7 separate regions of the Homo sapiens genome follow, and regions 2, 3, 4, 5, 6 and 7 are each linked to region 1. A link is a contact called in ENCODE Hi-C or POLR2A ChIA-PET data. All regions are on one chromosome and are shown on one strand. Each heading gives the region's core, a stretch centred on a gene start or an enhancer-like site at or near the end of the contact. The rest is flanking DNA. Distances are from core to core; before and after follow the strand shown. Region 1 holds the start of CFAP20 (cilia and flagella associated protein 20). Region 2 holds the start of ARL2BP (ARF like GTPase 2 binding protein). Region 3 holds the start of CX3CL1 (C-X3-C motif chemokine ligand 1). Region 4 holds the start of DOK4 (docking protein 4). Region 5 holds the start of COQ9 (coenzyme Q9). Region 6 overlaps LOC107984867 (a long non-coding RNA gene). Region 7 holds the start of RSPRY1 (ring finger and SPRY domain containing 1).

Evidence for each region. A loop is a pair of places that touch in the nucleus more often than their neighbours do. ChIA-PET counts read pairs that join two places held with the same protein, here RNA polymerase II (POLR2A). Pooled maps may share reads with other maps.
Region 2: a map of naive thymus-derived CD4-positive, alpha-beta T cell shows a loop between it and region 1 (17-fold over the local background). The contact joins the promoter of ARL2BP here to the promoter of CFAP20 in region 1. A Hi-C loop is called at or near these places in 2 of 168 maps with a recorded cell type or tissue (CD4-positive, alpha-beta memory T cell and naive thymus-derived CD4-positive, alpha-beta T cell), 1 of 37 single-sample maps with no recorded cell type and 14 of 50 pooled maps.
Region 3: a loop to region 1 is called in a map with no recorded cell type, with 3 times the contacts of the local background. The contact joins the promoter of CX3CL1 here to the promoter of CFAP20 in region 1. A Hi-C loop is called at or near these places in 1 of 37 single-sample maps with no recorded cell type. POLR2A ChIA-PET finds 5 or more read pairs at or near these places in 1 of 52 experiments (activated CD4-positive, alpha-beta T cell).
Region 4: a pooled map shows a loop between it and region 1 (9-fold over the local background). The contact joins the promoter of DOK4 here to the promoter of CFAP20 in region 1. A Hi-C loop is called at or near these places in 1 of 168 maps with a recorded cell type or tissue (CD4-positive, alpha-beta T cell), 2 of 37 single-sample maps with no recorded cell type and 9 of 50 pooled maps. POLR2A ChIA-PET finds 5 or more read pairs at or near these places in 2 of 52 experiments (B cell and naive thymus-derived CD8-positive, alpha-beta T cell).
Region 5: a loop to region 1 is called in a map of B cell, with 25 times the contacts of the local background. The contact joins the promoter of COQ9 here to the promoter of CFAP20 in region 1. A Hi-C loop is called at or near these places in 4 of 168 maps with a recorded cell type or tissue (B cell, CD8-positive, alpha-beta T cell, GM12878 and 1 more) and 11 of 50 pooled maps. POLR2A ChIA-PET finds 5 or more read pairs at or near these places in 2 of 52 experiments (activated CD4-positive, alpha-beta T cell and naive thymus-derived CD8-positive, alpha-beta T cell).
Region 6: a map of CD4-positive, alpha-beta T cell shows a loop between it and region 1 (5-fold over the local background). The contact joins the enhancer-like site here to the promoter of CFAP20 in region 1. A Hi-C loop is called at or near these places in 1 of 168 maps with a recorded cell type or tissue (CD4-positive, alpha-beta T cell) and 6 of 50 pooled maps. POLR2A ChIA-PET finds 5 or more read pairs at or near these places in 1 of 52 experiments (WTC11).
Region 7: a map of CD4-positive, alpha-beta T cell shows a loop between it and region 1 (9-fold over the local background). The contact joins the promoter of RSPRY1 here to the promoter of CFAP20 in region 1. A Hi-C loop is called at or near these places in 1 of 168 maps with a recorded cell type or tissue (CD4-positive, alpha-beta T cell), 1 of 37 single-sample maps with no recorded cell type and 11 of 50 pooled maps. POLR2A ChIA-PET finds 5 or more read pairs at or near these places in 1 of 52 experiments (activated T-cell).

Annotation. Positions count from the first base shown.
Region 1 is chr16:58,128,014-58,130,713 of GRCh38, forward strand. CFAP20 (cilia and flagella associated protein 20) reads right to left here and starts at 1,368. Exons shown (of 6, transcript NM_013242.3): 1 at 1,019-1,368. The coding sequence starts at 1,102. LOC101927556 (a long non-coding RNA gene) reads left to right here and starts at 871. Exons shown (of 4, transcript NR_188516.1): 1 at 871-1,650. RefSeq lists enhancers at 632-1,553, 1,093-1,262, 1,554-2,474 and silencers at 893-1,032, 2,155-2,392.
Region 2 is chr16:57,243,825-57,246,524 of GRCh38, forward strand. It overlaps ARL2BP (ARF like GTPase 2 binding protein), which reads left to right and starts at 1,435. Exons shown (of 6, transcript NM_012106.4): 1 at 1,435-1,581; 2 at 2,256-2,317. The coding sequence starts at 1,544. It overlaps LOC124903697 (a long non-coding RNA gene), which reads right to left. Exons shown (of 2, transcript XR_007065082.1): 2 at 1,991-2,700. RefSeq lists silencers at 1,154-1,533, 1,624-1,833.
Region 3 is chr16:57,371,049-57,373,748 of GRCh38, forward strand. It overlaps CX3CL1 (C-X3-C motif chemokine ligand 1), which reads left to right and starts at 1,442. Exons shown (of 3, transcript NM_002996.6): 1 at 1,442-1,590. The coding sequence starts at 1,521.
Region 4 is chr16:57,485,043-57,487,742 of GRCh38, forward strand. DOK4 (docking protein 4) reads right to left here and starts at 1,451. Exons shown (of 9, transcript NM_018110.5): 1 at 1,263-1,451. RefSeq lists an enhancer at 704-1,500 and a silencer at 1,332-1,631.
Region 5 is chr16:57,446,053-57,448,752 of GRCh38, forward strand. COQ9 (coenzyme Q9) reads left to right here and starts at 1,427. Exons shown (of 9, transcript NM_020312.4): 1 at 1,427-1,526. The coding sequence starts at 1,454. It overlaps CIAPIN1 (cytokine induced apoptosis inhibitor 1), which reads right to left and starts at 1,333. Exons shown (of 9, transcript NM_020313.4): 1 at 1,290-1,333. RefSeq lists an enhancer at 1,245-1,539.
Region 6 is chr16:58,754,753-58,757,452 of GRCh38, forward strand. LOC107984867 (a long non-coding RNA gene) reads left to right here. Exons shown (of 3, transcript XR_001752227.2): 2 at 1,224-1,426. Among named protein-coding and RNA genes, the nearest start is that of GOT2, 22 kb to the left of the region's middle. RefSeq lists a silencer at 1,653-1,947. Within about 2 kb of position 1,324, at least 2 of the 41 ENCODE cell types and tissues checked have a DNase peak (open chromatin) inside an H3K27ac peak, as active enhancers do.
Region 7 is chr16:57,184,963-57,187,662 of GRCh38, forward strand. It overlaps RSPRY1 (ring finger and SPRY domain containing 1), which reads left to right and starts at 1,367. Exons shown (of 15, transcript NM_133368.3): 1 at 1,367-1,489. PSME3IP1 (proteasome activator subunit 3 interacting protein 1) reads right to left here and starts at 1,077. Exons shown (of 7, transcript NM_024946.4): 1 at 859-1,077. RefSeq lists enhancers at 702-751, 2,063-2,700 and a silencer at 1,452-1,661.

The sequences.
Region 1 (2,700 bases), core at 118-2,617:
CATTCGGCATACCCACACTCGCCATTCTCCCAGAGAGCAGTACTAAGAATATGACTTAAATTTCACATTGGAGTGCCTCCCGTAACTTATATTCAAGAAATAGTACAGCTGATTGCCTGGGAATTTGCATGAAGAACGAAATACCAAAGTAATAAAATGCAGACCAATTCATAGACAGCTAGATCTTTCTTCACATCTGCAAAAAACAGATTCATCATCTCGTGGGGCCAAACACATATCATCTAGTGGATGCCTGAATAAAGATGAGGCCTGTACTTGGCTCTGAGTTTATTAATCCAAACAAGACTTTGACTGTCAGCATTCTGCAGTTTTCCTGATGGAGAAATCAGGCACCGAGGGCATAGTACAGGCAAGTCACAGTGAGTGTGGAGCAGGTGCCAAGGGCCACTGAATTCTGACTTATTTGGGATCAGTGGGAGGAAGGGAGCAAATGAATGCAATTTAAACATCACTGGCTTGGCCGGAGTCTTTCTGTCTGCTCCTCTGTAAGGGTGCCTGAACAAAGGCTCTGTGTCTAGTGCCCAGCACCGTGCCTGGCACAAAAACGGATATCAGTAAATATTTGGAATTCGTGAATAGCAGGTCCTTTCATCTTTACATCCCCAAAGCTCCTTCAAATAAGTTCGTGCATTTCATGCTACGAGATGGGCACCATCAACCCCATTATATTGGTGGGGAAACAGTGGCTCAAAAGAATGGACTGACCGACCAAGTCAAGACAGCAGCGAGGGTCGCGGTCCTAACCACACCACAGCTGCAGGACACTTAGATCTCAGCCACGCCCACCCACATGCACCGCCCCCCCCCCACCTCCTCCGCTGCTTACACGACGCCCCCACCTCGCGCCCCAGTCCCGCCAGGCTGGGGACAAGGCACAGCAGCGTCCTCTCGGCCTCTCCCAGGCCCCAATTCGACACAACCATTCCCCGTCCCCAGCCCCCGGACGAGGAGGGGGTGCAGCCCCTCCACCCCGCCCCGTCGCCGCCCCTAGCCCGACCTTTTTGTCCCAGATTTGCAGAGGCTTGCTGCCGATGCTGTAGAGGATGGAGAGGAAGCCGCTCTGGAACGTGTTTTTGAACATCTCGCCGGCGGCCTTCTCCTAAGCCGCCCCCGGAGCCGACCTAGGCCCCGGAGTAGATACAGGCACCGAGCGTCGAGGGCACAGCAGCAGGCCGGCCCTGTTCCGAAGAAGGGTGGTTGAGCTCCTGGCCTCCGGATCTGCAGCCACTGATGGCCGGACTCGGACGCGGCAACGCTAAGTCCGCGATCTTCAGCTCCTAAGCTGCGAGCTCAGAACGGAAACCACAGCAACTACCGTCCGCGCCGCGGTATTTCCCCGCCTTCAATGGAGGCGGAGGGCCGCCCGTTGCTTAAAATGAATCCCTCCGCCCATCTGAGCCCGCCCCCCGGGAGCGCGGGGCCCAATCCCGTTACAAGGACCACGGACTTCCGTTTCGTTCCGCCTGTAAGTCCCGCCTGGTCCCGCCTCCTCCTGAAAAGAGCTCAGTTGTCAAGGAACTATTTTTCTTGCCGTCGTCCCAGAGATGCCTTTGGAAAAGCGGAAGGGCACGGAGGGTTCTGGAGTTCGTTGCTGGCACCTGCGTGGTGTCATGAGAACGTGGCGGGGCGGTGAGTGACGTGAGGGGGCGTGACGGCCAGGCCGGGAGTAGTTGCCCGCGCGGGAGAACAGGGGCTGCGCAGGGAAAGCGGCTTTGAAAAAGAGCTTCTTGGCGTCGGGCGGACGCCCAACACATGCTTGTCGGCCAAGTACAGGATAAGGTTAAAGGGAACTAACCAATATTCAGCACTAACTGTGATAAGCGCCTAATATACATCCCTGCCTGTCATTATTCACATTGTGGCATGCAGTCAAAGCGACACTCTGAGGAAAATGTATCGCCTTAAATACATTGATTAGAAAATAAGAAAGCCCGAACATGATTAGGCCGGGCGCGGTGGCTCACGGCCGAAATCCCAGCACCTTGGGAGGCCGAGGCAGGCGGATCGCTTGAGTCCAGGAGTTCAAGACCAGCCTGGGCAAAAAAGCGAGACCCTTCCTCTACAAAAAAATACAAAAATCAGCCGGGCGTGGTGGCGCGCGCCTGTAATCCCAGCTACTTGGGGGGCTGAGGTGGGATGATCCCTTGAGCCCGGGAGGAGGAGACTGCAGTGAGCCGAGACCACGCCACTGCACTCCAGCCTGGGCGACAGAGCGAAACCCGGTCTCAAATAAATAAATAATCCTGAACATTAAGATAAAGGCAGACATTCATAAACAAAATTAAGAAAGTTGAGTTGAACCAACAGCTGATTTTTATTTTATTATTTATTTGTTTATTTATTTTTGAGACAGGATCTCGCTCTGTCACCTAGGCTGGAGTGCAGTGGCGCGATCATGGCTCACTGCAGCCTCGACCTCCCCTGCTCAGCCTATCCTTCCACCCAGTCTCCAGAGTAGCTGACTACAAGCGTGGGCCACCATGCCTGCGTTAATTTTTTGTTTTTGTAGAGACAGGGTTGCACTGTGTTGCTCAGGCTGGTCTCAAACTCAGGCTGGTCTACACTCCAGCCTGGGCAACACAGTCTCTGAAAAATAAAAATAAAAATTAATACGGCTGGGCGCGGTGGCTCACGCCTGCAATCCCAGCACTTTGGGAGGCTGAGGCAGGTGGATCACGA
Region 2 (2,700 bases), core at 185-2,684, 880 kb before region 1:
AATCGCTTGAAACCGGTAGGCGGAGGTTGTGTTGAGCCGAGATTGCACCATTGCACTCTAGCCCGGGCAGTAAGAGCGAAACTCCATCTCAATAAATAAATAAATTAGTAATAATTTATGTCACCTTGGTCACAGCTGTCACACCCGACTGTGTCTTTGTAACCATCTTTGTTTCAGATCCCACGGATATCTATTTTAAGTCCATTCAAAGATGTCTGCTAGGCCGGTTGTGGTGGCTCACACCTGTAATCCTAGCCCTTTTGGAGGCCAAGGTAGGTGGATCATCTGAGGTCAGGAGTTCGAGACCAGCCTGGCCAACATGGTGAAACCCTGTCTCTACTAAAAATTCAAAAATAGCCGGGCATAGTGGCACGTACTTGTAATCCTAGCTACTCGGGAGGCTGAGGCACGAGAATCGCTTGAACCTGGGAGGCGGAAGTTGTAGCCAGCCGAGATCGTGCCACTGCCCTCCAGCCTGGGCGACAGAGCAAGACTCCGTCTCAAAAAAATAAAAAATGTCTGCTAACCCATTCTGACTGGCCACCTGACCCTCAGTTCATACCTTAAACCCCTCTAGTTCCTCTAGTCATATACCACACTTTGGCCATAAGGTATCATGCAACTAAAGAGACACAATGCTTAGTTGTCCAATCAAGAGAAATCAGCTCAAACGAATCCTTTTTCAAAGTTTGGCAGTTTTGAAGAGGCCTTTTCCTGAAAGGTATCTGATTCCTGATTGCGTGGCTCAAAATAGTTCTTCAATTCTCATCTTGTATAATTAGTCAAGAAACCAATTACTGCCGAGTAATCTTTATGATGCGAAGATTATAACGTAAATTACAGGACATCGACTTCTTGCGATGGGGCTTTCCTTCCACGAGGGGTAGGAACTGTCTTGAAATCAGACGTCAGCATCACCTGGTTCAAGGGATAAGGGACTGGCTCTCCAGCGACTTGGCAACTTACAAGCGCTCTTTAAACACGCCTTAAACTACTTATTTAATCCTCCACACTCAGGGAGGCGCAATTTATTCTCGAGTTGCGAGTGAGGAAATTCTGGCTCGTGGCTTCGATTCCTTCATCCGTACAATGGGGGCGACTTGAGACGGAGTTCCCACACAACGGGTGCTCGCCGAAGCGCCGCATCCCTCCGCACTCCCTTCCGGGACTTCCTCTCCCTGTCTTGCCCCGCCCCGGCATCGGTAACGCTCGCCTGTGATTGGATGCCGGCCGGCCGTGAGGCGGTGGAAGGGGTTGCGGTGGCCATGGTGACAGGAGGCGGGGCGCCGCGCCCCTCCGGCAGTCACCGAGGCCCGGACCTGCGGCGTCGGCGGCGCGCGCAGAGGGCCAGGCGGGCGTAGAGGCCGGACCGACGCGTGGCGGCAGAGGGTATCCAAGGCCGGACCTGGCGCGCAGGCGCTGACCCGACCTGGCAGTGAGCTGGCCGCGGCCTTGGCTGAGAGGCCTTAACCCCGCCGGGCGGCCGCGCCCTGCATGCGAGTTGGGCCGCGGGCGGGGTTGGAGCCTACTCGGGGCGACTGCGATGGACGCCTTAGAAGGAGAGAGCTTTGCGCTGTCTTTGTGAGTAGCTCCTCCAGGGCGCAGGCGACTTGGGGCCGGAGGCAGCGGGCGTTCGCCCCGGGGCCTGACCCTATAAAACAGGTGTCCTTAGGGGCCGGGCCGGGCCGGGCCGGGCAGGGTGGGGGCCGCCAAGGCGCCGTCCCAGCTCCAGGCCTTCCTTTTGTAGAGTACTAAGGCTGCAGGTTTCAGGCCCCGCAGGACAGGAGTGCGAGGCGGGTGTCACCGTTGATCAGCGCCTCCATCACAATCCCCAGCCGCCAACCCTCAGCTGTCAGCAAAGCCTGGAGGGGTTGAGCGCCCGAGGCCCCTCCACCCCTCCCTGGCCCCCGCCTCCCGGACTCCTGACCAAATGACCCCCCCCGGCAGGTGTTTCGCCCGTGCCGGGTTCATGCTCACAAGCAGACAGGTATGGGGTGATAGCTAAGAGCCTGGAGAACAAGTTTTTATTAAAGTGGAGTCATGACATTGAACGTTCATGTCACAAACGTGCCGAGTGTGTTTTCTTCTGTTTGGACTTACTAGATCAGTCAGTCATTCTTAATCGTTGAAGATGGGTGATGGGAAGTTCGTTTTGCTACTCTTTTTTCTCTTGTGCATGTTTGAAAACGTCCATACTAAAAACATTTTTTTAATGCATTATTTGAAATAGCACCTAATCCAGGCATGTTTTTCAGCTCCTCCGCCTCTGATGCAGAATTTGATGCTGTGGTTGGATATTTAGAGGACATTATCATGGGTAAGCTTTTAAGATACTGTTTTTAAGGACTTGCTTGTTTCTTTAAGGACATTGAAATCAATTTGGAGAGTTAATTTTAAAAAGAGAAAACATCAAGCTGCCTGCAATTTTTAATGTAGCACAATGTAATACTTAAGTAAAGGCTTACTGCAGTTTGTCTTAGAAACAAACAGCCCAGTACTCCTGAAAACATCTAATAAGCATAGATTCAGAGGCTGGAAGGGACTGACTCAGGCTAATAGGGCACCAGCAGTGTGGCGTTCTTCGCAAAACTATAGGAAATAATGATCTACTCTATTTCTTATGTAGGGTAAGAGCAATTTCAATTTTAGATAGTTTTGAGTTTTAACATTTTCATGCCATAAAACACATAAAACCAGGCC
Region 3 (2,700 bases), core at 192-2,691, 760 kb before region 1:
TTATAAAAAGAGGGATTGGACATTGGGAATGAGAAGGCTACTAGCTTCCCATGTGCACAGGCCAGGACAGATTCTCTGAGCATGAGTGGACCTTGGCTCCTGCCAAGGGTGTTCCGCTACTTCAAGAAGTATCTAGCCTCCTAACCCCTAACCCCATGCACCAGGCAGCCCATTGGGTTGGGTGGGGGGGCGGGGGGGGGTGGTTGAGGAGAGAGAGGTCCCTGGCCTTGGGATCTGTGGCCCCTCTGCCCAGCCCAACTGGCTCATAGCGTGGGATGCTGGCTCCACAACTGGTTTCCCTCAGATTGGCAGCCTGGAGACACCAGTACAGCTCAGTCCTATACCAAGGCAGAGCTGCTGACTCTTCTGGAGTCTCAGGGATTGTTGCCACTGCCTTTAGGGAAGGCTGCCATGAAGGCAGACTGTGTTCTAATGTGCTCCCAAGGCTGGCAAGCCTCTGCACCCTTCGGTGAGAGCCTGTTGGAGGGCCGGTGCTGGGAAGCCCTCTCCCCATTGCACTAGCCCAATGCTCTCTTTGGGCAGATAGAGAACTCAGGCCCCACGAGAGGCAAGCCTTATCCAAGCCACGGCTACAGAGTTGAGGAGCCAAGAGCCACAGAGTTATCGGGGATGGGTTGGCAGCCACCTTGTTCTTTGGGCTAACAGGGGCCAGAGCAGAGGTGGGAGTGGGTGCAAAGCAGGGAGCGGGAGACCGGGAGGTGGAGGCAGGGAGGCCAGGGCTCTCTCCTGGGTCCTGAGCTGTCCACATTCTGCTCATCATGGTGGTGGGAGGGGAGTTCTCCACTCTGATGCTGTGGATAACCTGGGGTGGCTCCGGGCCTCAGTTTCCCCATCTATCCATATGAAGTTGGACTCAATCCTTCTTTCAGCAGACCCTGCACCAAGCCCCTGCTGACTTCAGGCTCCCTGCTGGGCTCTGGAGATGCATAGATCAACAAGGTCCCCCAGGAGCTTGGGATTCTAAGAGGGGAAATTTAGGGGTCCATCCTGATGTGGGCGAGGCATTCTCTGGATCAAAGAAGAGCTTGTCAGACCCAGGATGGAGGGGCCCTGAGTCTCTCCCGGCCCCTTGGCGCCCCGCTCTCTATTCCACGGCCTGCTGGCCTTTTGTGTGTTGCCCACTTAGGATCAAGGGCCCCAGGCCAGATCCTAGGGCATGTTCCCAGCTTGTGGCAGGAGAGGAGGCCTTTGTACCCAGGCAGGCCCAGTCCAGCCTCCCGGGGAAGGTCCCAGTATGACAAGCCTAGGATGGTGAGAAGCCCAGGGACACAAAGCCGGCTTGGTTCCTTGGCAACATCCTGAGGAATCCAGCGGCTGCACACTGGCTCCCTTCCTCTCCCCTCCCACCCTCCTGCCTGCGGGGGCTGGAGGCGGAGGCAGCCAACCCCATTATAAAAAGCCACAGATCTCTGGCGGCGGCAAGGGGACAGCACTGAGCTCTGCCGCCTGGCTCTAGCCGCCTGCCTGGCCCCCGCCGGGACTCTTGCCCACCCTCAGCCATGGCTCCGATATCTCTGTCGTGGCTGCTCCGCTTGGCCACCTTCTGCCATCTGACTGTCCTGCTGGCTGGTAAGTGGGGCTTGACTTGGGCACAAACAGGGTAGGGAGCCCCCAGCCCCTTGTCTATCCCTCAAGCCTGACATCAGGGGCCCCAGACCCTGCCTGGGTAAAGCTCAAGGCCGGTGGCAGCCGCTTCCCCAGGGATGTGCGAGAGGGGGCTGGGCACCTCGCTTCCCCCAGATGCAGCGCTGGACAGATTTCCAGTTGCCAGCGACCGCCCTGCCTGGCCCAGCGAGCAAAGTGGCTGTGCCTGGAAGCACAGAGAGGTGGTGTGGGTGGCATAAGGGAGCCAGGTGTGGGTGTGCCAGGAGGGCGGGGGTGGAGAGAGCCTGCAGAAGCTCCTGCTGGGCACTGGGGTGGGAGGCCCTGGCTGACAGTGGCTGGCTCTTTCCATCAAGCGTTAATGTGTAACCCGCAGCCCTGGCCCTGGGCCAGGCCACAGTTGGGACTTTCTCCTGTCCTGTTTTCAAAGCCCCCAGGATTAGGGGGCCCAGGACCAGTGAAGGTCAAGGTCACTGCAGCTCATGGTTGGGGCTTGCCACTGCTGTGCTAGTCTATAGCCCCAGTTGCTCTGCCTGTGTCTACCCGTCATGCTGTCTTCCTCCTCCAAGCACAGTGTAGAAAATGCTTTTGCCTCTAGTCACTTGCTTACTGAAGCCCAGGACCTGGTAGGGGTACATAATTAACCATCCTACCTGATATGGATAAGATGGAGGCCCAGAGAGGTTTAGAAACTGGCCTGACAATGCACAGCCAGCAAGTAGGGCAGGAGAAGGTAAGACACATGGGACTGAATGCAGGAGAGAGCACAGATGCACACTCACCACCTCTGTGGGCCACATCACCTCCATGAACCGCTAGCCAGCCCCCTCCTCAGGGAGTGCCCCCACCATCTGGCAGGGTGACCTTCAGAGAAGGTGGGCACACAGCAAGTCTGGGAGAATGAGAAGTAGTCCCCACTGTCCAGATATTTCCATGGAGCAAACTCACCCTGGGGCAGGGAGCAGGTGTGTGGGTGGGTGGGCACGTGAGAGTGGTGGAGGCAAATTCCTGCTGGCTTCCTGCTGTCTGGGCTGGGGCCCTGAAGCCTGAGGTGTCTGCGGACAGTGAGATCTGGAA
Region 4 (2,700 bases), core at 201-2,700, 640 kb before region 1:
TTCTTCCACCACCACCAGCCTCCATCTGGCTGGACCTGGCTCAGCTTCCAGAGGTGCGTGAGCCACAGTGGGCTCCCAGCTCCTGGGTCTCAGCGCTGACTGGCATGGCCAGCAGGCTGTTGTTACTGGAGAACCAGCTGTGCCCAAGACCCGCAGTTTGGTTCAGAGCTGCCTCAGGGAAGAGCATGCTGCTGACATCGAGGCCAGGCCTAGTTGGGCGGCCCCACCTTGGCCAGGGTTGTGGGGTGAGGTCATGCCCAGCCCTGCTGCCCTGCCCAGGAGGGAAGTGCTGGGAGTAACCAGTACCAGCACAGCAAGGCAAGCAACTGGGGAGAGGAGGCACAGCTCCTGGGATCAGAGTTGGGGGTGGGGGCAGGAAGAGCCTGTACCAGCGCCACATCCCTCTGAAAGGGTCCAGGAAAGAACCTGCCCTAAGCAAGCCCACCTCACACTGCCCAAGTGGAGTCTCCTAGAGATACTGCCAGGCCCCTCGCTGCCCTGGCCATCAGACCCCTCCAACCCACACCCTCCATCCAAGCGGAAGCGCCCCAGCAACTGACGTGTCCCCATGGCTTGGGGCAGGCAGGCTGCACAGAGCCCCTGCTCTGCCACATCACCCAGGTGCCCAGCCTCGGCTCATGCCCCTTTTCAGTAATAGAAAGCATGTAACTGGATCTAGGGCCTTGCGGGCCCTGGGGGAGAAGGTGGACAGGACCTTGGGGGCCAATGGAGAAAGGTTCAAGGACAGGAGGCAGCTGGCCATGAGTTTGGGCTGTGGGGAGAAACCCCATAGGCAGGAGGGGGTCGGCAGTGGGGGCCAGCTGGGGTACAGAAAATCATCTCTTGGAATTTGGAGGAGGTGAGCGAACAGGAGGCCCCGGGGAGGAGCAGGAAGGCAGAGAGAAGGTTGGGAGCTGCCAGGGGCTGGGTTATGCCCCTTCCGGGGGGGCAGGCCCGGGAGCGCAGGGCCTGGGTTGCTCGGATGAGGTTTGTGTGGGTGCGGGTGAGGTCAGCTCGCGACCTGGGCTCCCCCGGAGAGGAAAGCTGCGGGTGGAGAGAGCGCAGGGAGTTTCAGGGCCCAGGCACTGGCTTTTGGGGGGCGGGTCTCTAAGCTCCCCACCCGAGAGTAGGAAGGTCCCATGGGACGGAGCGTCCTCAGGTTCAGGAAGTGACTGAGGGTCCTCAGGGGTGGGAGTCGCCGAGACTCTTGCAGGCTCTGGGCGGCCTATGTCCCCCTCCCTGCCTCACGCCCCCCAATTTACCTGGGCGCCGAGGCCCGGGCCAGGAGCGCCTGCTCAGCGGCGCCGCGGAGCAGGCTCATGCCCGCGTCACGGCGCGGCTGGCGGGGGCGGCAGGGCGGCGGCGGCGCCGGGCTCCAGGCGGGGACGGCGAGGGAGGCGCGGCCGCAGGGCTAGGGATCGGGCTCCGGCTGGGGCTCCGGCTGGGACTCCGCTCCGCTCCCCCCTCCGCCAGGTCTCGCCGCTGCGCCCCGCCCCCTGCCCCGCCCTGGCGGCCGGCCCCCGCCGTATTCCTCCGAGCCGCGGGACGCGCGATTCTGCCCTGGCGCCCTGGCACCCCCGCACCCGCTTCAGGTCGCCCCCGGTACCCCCAGCTCATTCCCACCGCCCCTCCCTGGGCCCCAAAGCCCACATGGCCTCTCAGCCCCTGAAAGCTGAACTCCACATCAGCTCCCAGCCCCCACATCTCAACCCCTTCACTTCTTCAGGAATCACATACACACCCATACGCCACATCAGCTCCCAGCCCCCATATCTCAATTCCTTCACTTCTTCAGGAATCACATACACACCCATTGCTCCCCTAACCCCATCATGACTCTCTGGGCCCTCACAGCCCAGCTCTCCCAGCCCCACAGTGACCTCCTCTGCTACCCCTCCTCAAGTAGCCGCACCAGCACCTCTGTCTTCCCTGGTCTCCTCTCCACCCTCAAAACATCCAGTTCTCCCATTCTAGGTCCCCCTGAGACTTTGCCCTCAAGCTCAAACTTCATTCCCCTTCATTGCTGCCCCCACCCAGCCCCCAACCCCCTCACCTCTGCCCTTCGGGCCTGTGCAGTGGTTGACTCACTGATCTGTCGGAATCCCCAGTCACAGGCCTCAGCTGTGCCAGGCAGGGACAAGAGAAGTTGCCCAGTGCCTCCTCTGGGGAGGAGCTGTCCCCCCTCTGGTTTTCACGTCTGTACCTTTTTACACCAGGGCTTCTCAAAGTGTAGTCCCTGGACCAGAAGCTTCCCATCACCTTGAAACTTGTTAGAAATGCAAATTCCCTGCCCTACTCAGACCTATGAAATCAGAATTTTTGGGGGTTTCCAGCAGAAATGTGTGTTTTAACAGGCCAGGTGATTCTGATGCACACGAATGTGTGAGAACCACTGCTTTAGACCATATATACAAAACAAAACAATAGGCCACCTGAACAGCCAAAATCCTGAGAAATGAAAATACCTCCACATCCAGCTACTGTCCAGGTGTCTCAGAGGAATAGGCCTAAAGCAGTGAGGGACCAAGGATCCCAACACCCACCCATGGAATGCATGCCCCTGCCCCGGAGACGCCTGGGCCTCAGCCTTGCCCAGGGAGCTTAAAAGGAGGCTGCCTCTGGATGTCTGAAAATTTCCCTGATGGTCATTGTGGTGTCTGTGATCAGCCTGAGCTAACCAGCCCCAGGCCCATGGCCAAG
Region 5 (2,700 bases), core at 177-2,676, 680 kb before region 1:
CCAGGCTGGTCTCGAACTCCTGAGCTCAAGTGATCCACACGCCGCAGCCTCCCAAAGTGCTGGGATTACAGGCATGAGCCTGGCCCAGAATTTTTTTTAAAAAGTGAGAATCAACAATGAAACAGGAACGTCTCCAGGCATTTGGCGTGTGTCAGGAATTAGGGTTTCAGAAAGGATACCCAAATGTTAGTTTCCACAGGAAAGGCTCATTCAAAGATGGATGGATAGAACTCAGAAACAAATCCTTATGGAGAGGAGTGTTTTACCTAAAACCAGAAATATGGATCTAAAATTTTAACCTTTGGGGTAAGTTTTGGCTTAGGAGGTCTTCCCCGCACCCGTGCAGGGGGGAGCCGGATATTCTGAAAAGACTAGATTTGACAAGGGGTGTGCAAAGCACAACTTTAACAGACACAATGATGGGGTCTGACTGCAAACACAAAATCGACAGAATCACATGCTCTTGTCGTCAGTTACTCTTAGCCCAAAAACCGTTTACTTCTTCCTACTAAGCCTTCTCTGATGACACCCCCGTGAAGTGCTCTGTTAGTGGCTAGACCGTGACCTCCTTGAGCCATCCAGAGCTTGGCACTCAGTAATGTCAGAATGAAGGGCACCAGCCTTTCCCGAACTTGCAGATCCTACAAATCACCCGAGGGAGTGGTTAAAATGAGATTCCTGGACCACACCCAGACCCACTCAATCAATCCTTCTGGACAAAGGCCTAGCTGTCTGTTCTAGTAACAAGCATCCTTCCGATCTGGATACTTAATTATATCAACTCAACACGCTGGGGGTTCGGACAAGTTGCAGGTTCGAAATTACAATCGTGAGCTCAGGTACCCCCCGACTCCAAGGCTTTCGTGCTTTGCTGCCAGGAACCCCCAGGGACCAAAACGTCACGGGGACTGAGGCCCAAGGTCACAACGATTGGCTACTGGTAGGACCGGGTCTCAGAACCAGGTCTCCCCGATCCCAAGCTCGGAGCCGTTTCTCCTCAGCGTGGTGTCCCCGGGGCCTCAGAGTAGGGCCGGCTGCGCAAGGGACGAGGCAGCCGGGGAACGGCAGAAATTCCCAGTCAGGACCCCAGGGAGGTTAGGGCCGGCCCTGGCCCCTCACACCGACTTCTCAGGAATAAACCAGCCGGGGCTTTCAGCGGGGCGGCCGTGGCTGCGTTCCCATCGAGGAACGGGGTGGGAAGAGAAAATGAGAGGATGTGGGAACGAGGGTGGGCCGGGAGGGGACAGTTGAGGGAGCTCTGGCGCTCAGCTGGCCCCCACCACTCTCACCTGCCGCCTGGGCTCGCTCCCGGCTTCTCTCCAGCCGTCGACTCCACGCCTTGCGCCTCTCGCGAGAGGAGGAGGCTCCACGGAGCGACGACTTCCGCCCTCCTTAGGGCCGTGGTCCCGTAGCTACCGGTCGCGTCGCCGTGGGCGACGTGCCCGCTTCCAAAATGGCGGCGGCGGCGGTATCTGGTGCGCTTGGCCGGGCGGGCTGGAGGCTCCTGCAGCTGCGATGCCTGCCCGGTGAGGGGGCTGCCAAGCCGGGGAGAGGCGGGGAGCGCGGAGGGGGCGCGAGGCCGGCTTCAGCTGGGTTCGACGGTGGGGGGAAGAGGCCGTTGGGGCGGCCCACGAGCAAGGTGAGGTGAAGGGCATCGGCGCGGGCTCGGGCGAGCCGCCTGGCTAGCTTCGGCCCTGCTCCGCTGTCTGTGAGGGGCAGATGCAGCGGGGCAGGGCCTGTCACCCCCATTTCATGGAGTTGGCAGAGCCTCAGAGAGGGCTCGGGGTACGAAAGTCACGCAGCCTGAGCCTGTTGGTTACAGAACTGGCAGTCGCAGACCCATTCTCAAGTCCATTGCCAAGTCCACTGGAAGGACAGGTGGACACGGCCACAGAGAGCCTAGTCCATTGTTTCCCGAAAGCCAGCCGTTTCCTCACCACTTCACGAATTCTGTGATACTCTCTTACCACCTTTGCCACTATGTACTCAGTATTTTTATTTTTAAATAGGAGTTCTTAAAGAGGAAACTTTATATCATTGTCATAAATGGAAAACTAATATCGCCTTCCTTAATTAGAACGTATGCATTAACACTTTAGCATACATACATAACTGATGAAACGTTCACCTGTATTTCACCTAAAATCTTCTCATGACCCTCAGTGGTACTACAGTCATACTTTGCATCTGCTCCTTCCTTTTCAAAGTTTTGCGGATATTTGTGCCGTATCTTTCAGTACATGTATTAAAATATTGATATTTTGGCACATACTATTCTGTTTCTTTTTTTTCTTTTTTTTTTTTTTCTGAGACAGGGTCTGGCTCCTCAGCCTCCCAAGGAGCTGGGACTACAAGTGCGTGCCACCCTACTTGGCTTAATTTTGTTGTTGAGACAGAGTCTCACTCTGTCACCCAGGCTGGAGTGCAGTGGTACAATCTCGGCTCACTGCAGCCTCTACCTCCTGGGTTCAAGTGATTCTCCTGCCTCAGCCTTCCTAGTAGCTGGGGTTGTGCCACCATGCCCAGCTAATTTTTTATTTTTAGTAGACGGGGTTTCACCATGTTGGCCAGGCTAGTCCAAAACTCCTGACCTCAAGTTATCTGCCTGCCTCAGCCTCCCAAAGTGTTGGGATTACAGGTATGAGCCACCGCCTAGCCCCCTTTTGTTGTATTTATACAAAATTCCAAACTAAAGATGTG
Region 6 (2,700 bases), core at 74-2,573, 630 kb after region 1:
TGACAGTGCTCTACCTTATGGTGAGATAAACTCTATCTGTACCTTCTATTCATAGGCCTGTATCTGATCATTAGAGCCAGGAGAAAAAAAGAAACAAAACCCTGCCTATTTGAATACAGGTGTTAGTGTTTTAATAATCTCTTCTTTAGCCCATGGCATGAGAAACAGCTGAGGACCTGGGGCTATCTGGTCTGTAGCCCCTGCCCTCCTAATCTCTCTTCTCTGGCTAACAAAACATTAAAATGTCGTGATAAGAATTTAGAACCACATCGCTGCTGCTTGTTTGGTTTAAAAAAAATTAAATTAAAAAAATATAAAAAAGAATTTAGCACCACAGGAGATGTCTGACCTAGGCAAGTAGAGTGAGATGATCACTTCCATTGTTTTGAACTTTATCCTTTTATTAATACAACTCAAGCACATATTGGTGTGTTGATGATAATGGCCTGTGGCCAGCAGTAGCATATGTGAAAAAGGAATCCTGGCCGGGCGTTTTTTACAGGCATGGTGGCTCATGCCTGTAATCCTAGCACTAGCACTTTGGGAGGCTGATGTGGGTGGATTGCTTGAGGTTAGGAGTTTGAGACCAACCGGACCAACATGGTGAAACCCTGTCTCTACTAAAAATACAAAAGTTAGCTGGGTGTGGTGGTGGCAGGCTCCTATAATCCCAGCTACTTGGGAGGCTGAGGCATGAGAATTGCTTGAACCTTGGAGGTGGAGGTTGCAGTGAGCTGAGATCGCACCACTGCACTTCAGCCTGAGCGACAAAGCGAGATTCTGTCTCAAAAACAAACCACCAAACAACAACAAAAAACCCCTAAGAGTGCACAGTTTATTTATTAACCTTTTTGAGAATGTGGCAATTTTTATATAATTTTTAAAAAGTATATGTGGTGTTGAGGCATTTTAGGCACTATTGTGATTACAGAAAACGCCATTTTATGCAATACCTTTGAGAATTCACGTTGACTAGAATTCGATGTTCCACTCAGCTATGGCTTGTCTTTGGTAGGACAATTACTATTTAGCACTTGGCAAAATTCTTGGTGTAATTTGACTGGATTATTGGTAAAAAGAAGAAAAATTGCAAGTGACACTAAATTCTTCTCAGATAACTGGACATTCTTGGTTTTCCAGTATTTTAGAAAATGCTGGAGCAGGAGAAAGAATGGGGTTTGGAATTAGACACATTTGGCTTTGAATCTCTTTTCTACCACTAGGTAATTGTATGACAATGGAGAGGTGATTACTGCGCTGAAAATCAGTTTCCTGAAGTGAAAAAGGGAATCAAGTTACGTCACAGAGCCTGGTGTGAGCGGCGCTCTGTCAACACCAGCTCTTCATGGGTTGTGGTTTCCTCCAGTTCCTGGATGTGTGGAGTTCATCCTCCACTGACTGGCGCCCCGGTTGACAATGAGGTCTGGTAAGTCCTGCCACTAAAACTGTTATTGAATGTGCTCGATCTCCAGTGACTTCTGTGTTTAAAATAGGAAGTAAGGAACAGATAGATGCAAGATCCCTCTGAACCTTGAGATCTGGTAGTTCAGGAGCGTTTTCTCAGCTTGGACATCTTGTGCAGGGTGGTTATGTGCATGTGTATGTGTGCGTATGTATAATAGGCACAGCTGTGTGGAAGATAACAGGACTCTTGAAGTGAATGAGGGCGGGAGTGTGTACCTGTTGTTGCATGGGGAGGACGGCCCCTGACCAGGAGATGTTTTCGGATGCAGCCCCTGCCCCTACCAACAGTTCTCAGGGCCCTCTAGTATTCTGTGAGCTTATTGCGAGGTGTTACGGAGGTGGCCTCGGCTGGTTGTAGCATCTCTAGGCAGCGGCTGCCATCTCGTGGTAGAAGTCTCAGGATGCTTCCTGCAGAATGATGGCTTCAAGGGCTGAGCCTTTTATCTGGCTTCTCAGCAGGCCAGATTCTGCTTTTCAAAGAGAATTAGGTGATTGCACCAGAAAGCAATTTAAAAATTGTATAAACTGAACAAAGGTAGATGTATTCTGGAGTAAAATGTATGTCATGTTTATTTGTTTATTTTTATTTTTATTTTTTTTGAGATGGGATTTTGCTTTTGTCCCCCAGGCTGGAGTGCAATGGTGAGATCTCAGCTCATTGCAACCTCTGCCTCCTGGGTTCAAGCGATTCTCCTGCCTCAGCTTTTCGAGTAGTTGGGATTACAGGTGCCCACCCCAATACCCGGCTAATTTTTTTGTATTTTTTAGTAGAGTGGGGGTTTACCATGTTGGCCAGGCTGATCTCAAACTCCTGACCTCTGATCCACCTGCCTTGGCCTCCCAAAGTACTAGAATTATAGGCATGAGCCACCGTGCCCGGCCCTGTCGTATTTATTTTTAACTTTATAGAAACTTTACACAATGCCAAGCCACTTAAGGTCATCTATCCAAGCCCTTGATAAACCCGTTCACTCTGCTCTACATTGTTTACTTAGGGAAAAAAATCCAGATCTTTATAACATAGACTTTTATACTTACTGAACCAAAAAAGGTCCACATCCACTCTCCTGTTTACATTTTTAAATTTAGAAATGCTAACATGGGTATGTGTTAATTGGTAAGGGCATAAGATAAAACGAAAAGAAGAAAACATCTTCTCACATCCTCTCTCTCCAAAGGGAACTAATATAAATGGTTCCTTCTCATTTTTTTAAAATTTGTTTTTATTATTTATTT
Region 7 (2,700 bases), core at 117-2,616, 940 kb before region 1:
TTCAGAAGGGTGCCTTCCATTTTATGGTGTCCCTGTGGACACATGAATACACCAAATAACTGATGAATCGACAAATCTTATGTCACAGGTGGTAGGCAAGAGGTCATCGGGAATTCCGATCACCAGGCTCGCATCTGGCTTCTTGGGTCCCACTCCTGAACTAACCAGTCGGGCTACCCGAGCGTGCGGGAGTCTGAGAAACTGCATTTTAAAAGGGCCCCAGGAGATCTTGTTTTCCACTAACATTAAAGAACCACGACTACGAACAAACAGGTCTCCCCCTTTCCTCTGTGTGGACTGACAGTCACAAGGACCACCAACTCTCAAGCATGACGCTTCAACTCTCTTTGTTTCTTAAGTTTTCTGCAAAACGGGCCAGCTGGCTTGTTTTCCGTAATAGAAAATTCGCTTGGCACAGCAACTGGTACATGGCACACAATAAATGTGCTTCCCATCCTGCACTGCCATTCTGGGATTCAACCATTTCCAACCAGACGCCGCACATCCGAGTGAGTAACCTGGACCTGTTCCAAGACCTCTGGAACGGAGCCTGCTACTCACTTGAAACCTGGGTGGCCCTACCTAGCAGAAAATTGGGGAAACCCCATTAAACGCCCGGCAGTGTTGGGCCCGCCTGAAAGGGTCCTCGCCGCGACCCAGATGCCTTCCCGCGGGCACCCTCAGCTCCCCTCAGGCTGGGCCCGCAAGCCCCAGGCTTCGGCTACTCCGGACAAGGAGCGGGTGCGCGGACTGAGAACAGGCCTGGCCCTAACCCTAACAGCAGCCGCAGCTCATCTCTTCCGTAAGGAAGCTGGAACCCAGGTGTCGCCGCCAGGCCAGGACCGAGGCCGCACTCACCTACCGGCGCGCGGGAGGCGAGACGACCTCACCTCGGCGGCGCCCACCCCAAACCGCCACCGCAGAGCCGCTCGCTCTTAAAAAAGAAAAAAAAATGAAAGGAAGAAAGAAAGAAACAGAGGAAGGAATGAATGAAAGAAAGAAAAAAAAAAAGAAAATAGCCTTTGCTTTTGTATTTCTTTTGACCCTTCAGGGCTTCCTGTTCCTCACCGCCACAATAGAGTCCCGCCCCACTTCCGGCGACGTAACCCAATCCGCGGAGCTCTTCCTCCCCGGGAGCCCGATGGAAATCCGGTACCCTGAAAACGAGCCGGAGAGACTTGATTGGGCCATTCACGCCTCAGGATGAGGACTGGCCAGTCTGCGCCTGGAGGGCGGGCCGGTCCCGCTGATCACGTGACACGATTTTTGAAAGGTGATTGGCTGTCAAGGAGAGGGCTTGCCACCGAGGAAGGGGCGTTTCCTAGGGGACTGAGGGAGGGCTGGGGCGGTACGAAGCGGGGGTGGGCTCTGCGCGTAATGGCAGCGCCGTGGCCTCGCGTCCATCTTTGCCGTTCTCTCGGACCTGTCACAAAGGAGTCGCGCCGCCGCCGCCGCCCCCTCCCTCCGGTGGGCCCGGGAGGTAGAGAAAGTCAGTGCCACAGCCCGACCGCGCTGCTCTGAGCCCTGGGCACGCGGAACGGGAGGGAGTCTGAGGGTTGGGGACGTCTGTGAGGGAGGGGAACAGCCGCTCGAGCCTGGGGCGGGCGGACCGGACTGGGGCCGGGGTAGGCTCTGGAAAGGGCCCGGGAGAGAGGTGGCGTTGGTCAGAACCTGAGAAACAGCCGAGAGGTTTTCCACCGAGGCCCGCGCTTGAGGGATCTGAAGAGGTTCCTAGAAGAGGGTGTTCCCTCTTTCGGGGGTCCTCACCAGAAGAGGTTCTTGGGGGTCGCCCTTCTGAGGAGGCTGCGGCTAACAGGGCCCAGGTGAGAGGCAGCTATCTATCTCCTGGGGTGGCTCCTGGTACCGATGGGGTCCTGACCTACTCAGGGGTGCCCGGGATAGAAAGGGTAGATGAAGGGACGCTTTAGGAGGGTTCTTTTTGTGGAGTTTACGGTCTAGGTGGCACGGATGAGGCATACCTCCCCGGGGAGATTTAGAAACGCCTTGGGATAGAGAGAGAATGGGGCTAGGAAGCAGGAGCTAGAACTAGCGGAATGTCCTACTACGGAAGCCGGAGCTGAAAATTGGGTAAGGACCTTGGGGAGAGGGGATTTCTGGGCGGTGATGGGAAGAAGACACCTCCATCCACAGGAAAGCCAGAGTGGGGAGTAGTGAAAGGGAAACGGGAATTATTCCCTCTCTCTGTAGATCGACCAGGTGTCCCAGACACAGGATCCAACTGCTTCCGGGCTTATTGCCCGAGTGGGGTGGGGAGAGTCTATCCCACCAACACCCCTTGCGTGAGTCCAAATTAGGCATTTGTCTCTCCTGCTGCCTCACTTTCCCCGTCTTTGGGGAGGGAAACCGACTGAGACCGAGGCGGTCGGCTGAGACTCCGAGGTCCTGTCTTGTATAGTTCTCTGAGAGAGGTTGCTCCCCCTGGAGTGTTGTACTTTGAACTTTGAAGGGTTAGAAGTGTCTGTTATCGACTGAGTAGAATCCCGCAGTTTTCCAGGCCCTTTACCTACCATCTGTTCTTGCTTAGTGGAGTGACTTAACCTCCTTAAGTCTCTACTGTAAAATAACCAGCGCAGTATGTGAAAGTACAAATTACAAGCTGCGTGAACGTAAGTTAGTGTGATTCTACCACCAAACGGGTTGCTGTTGAGGAATAAAAGTGAAGGCACTTTCTAAAATGTA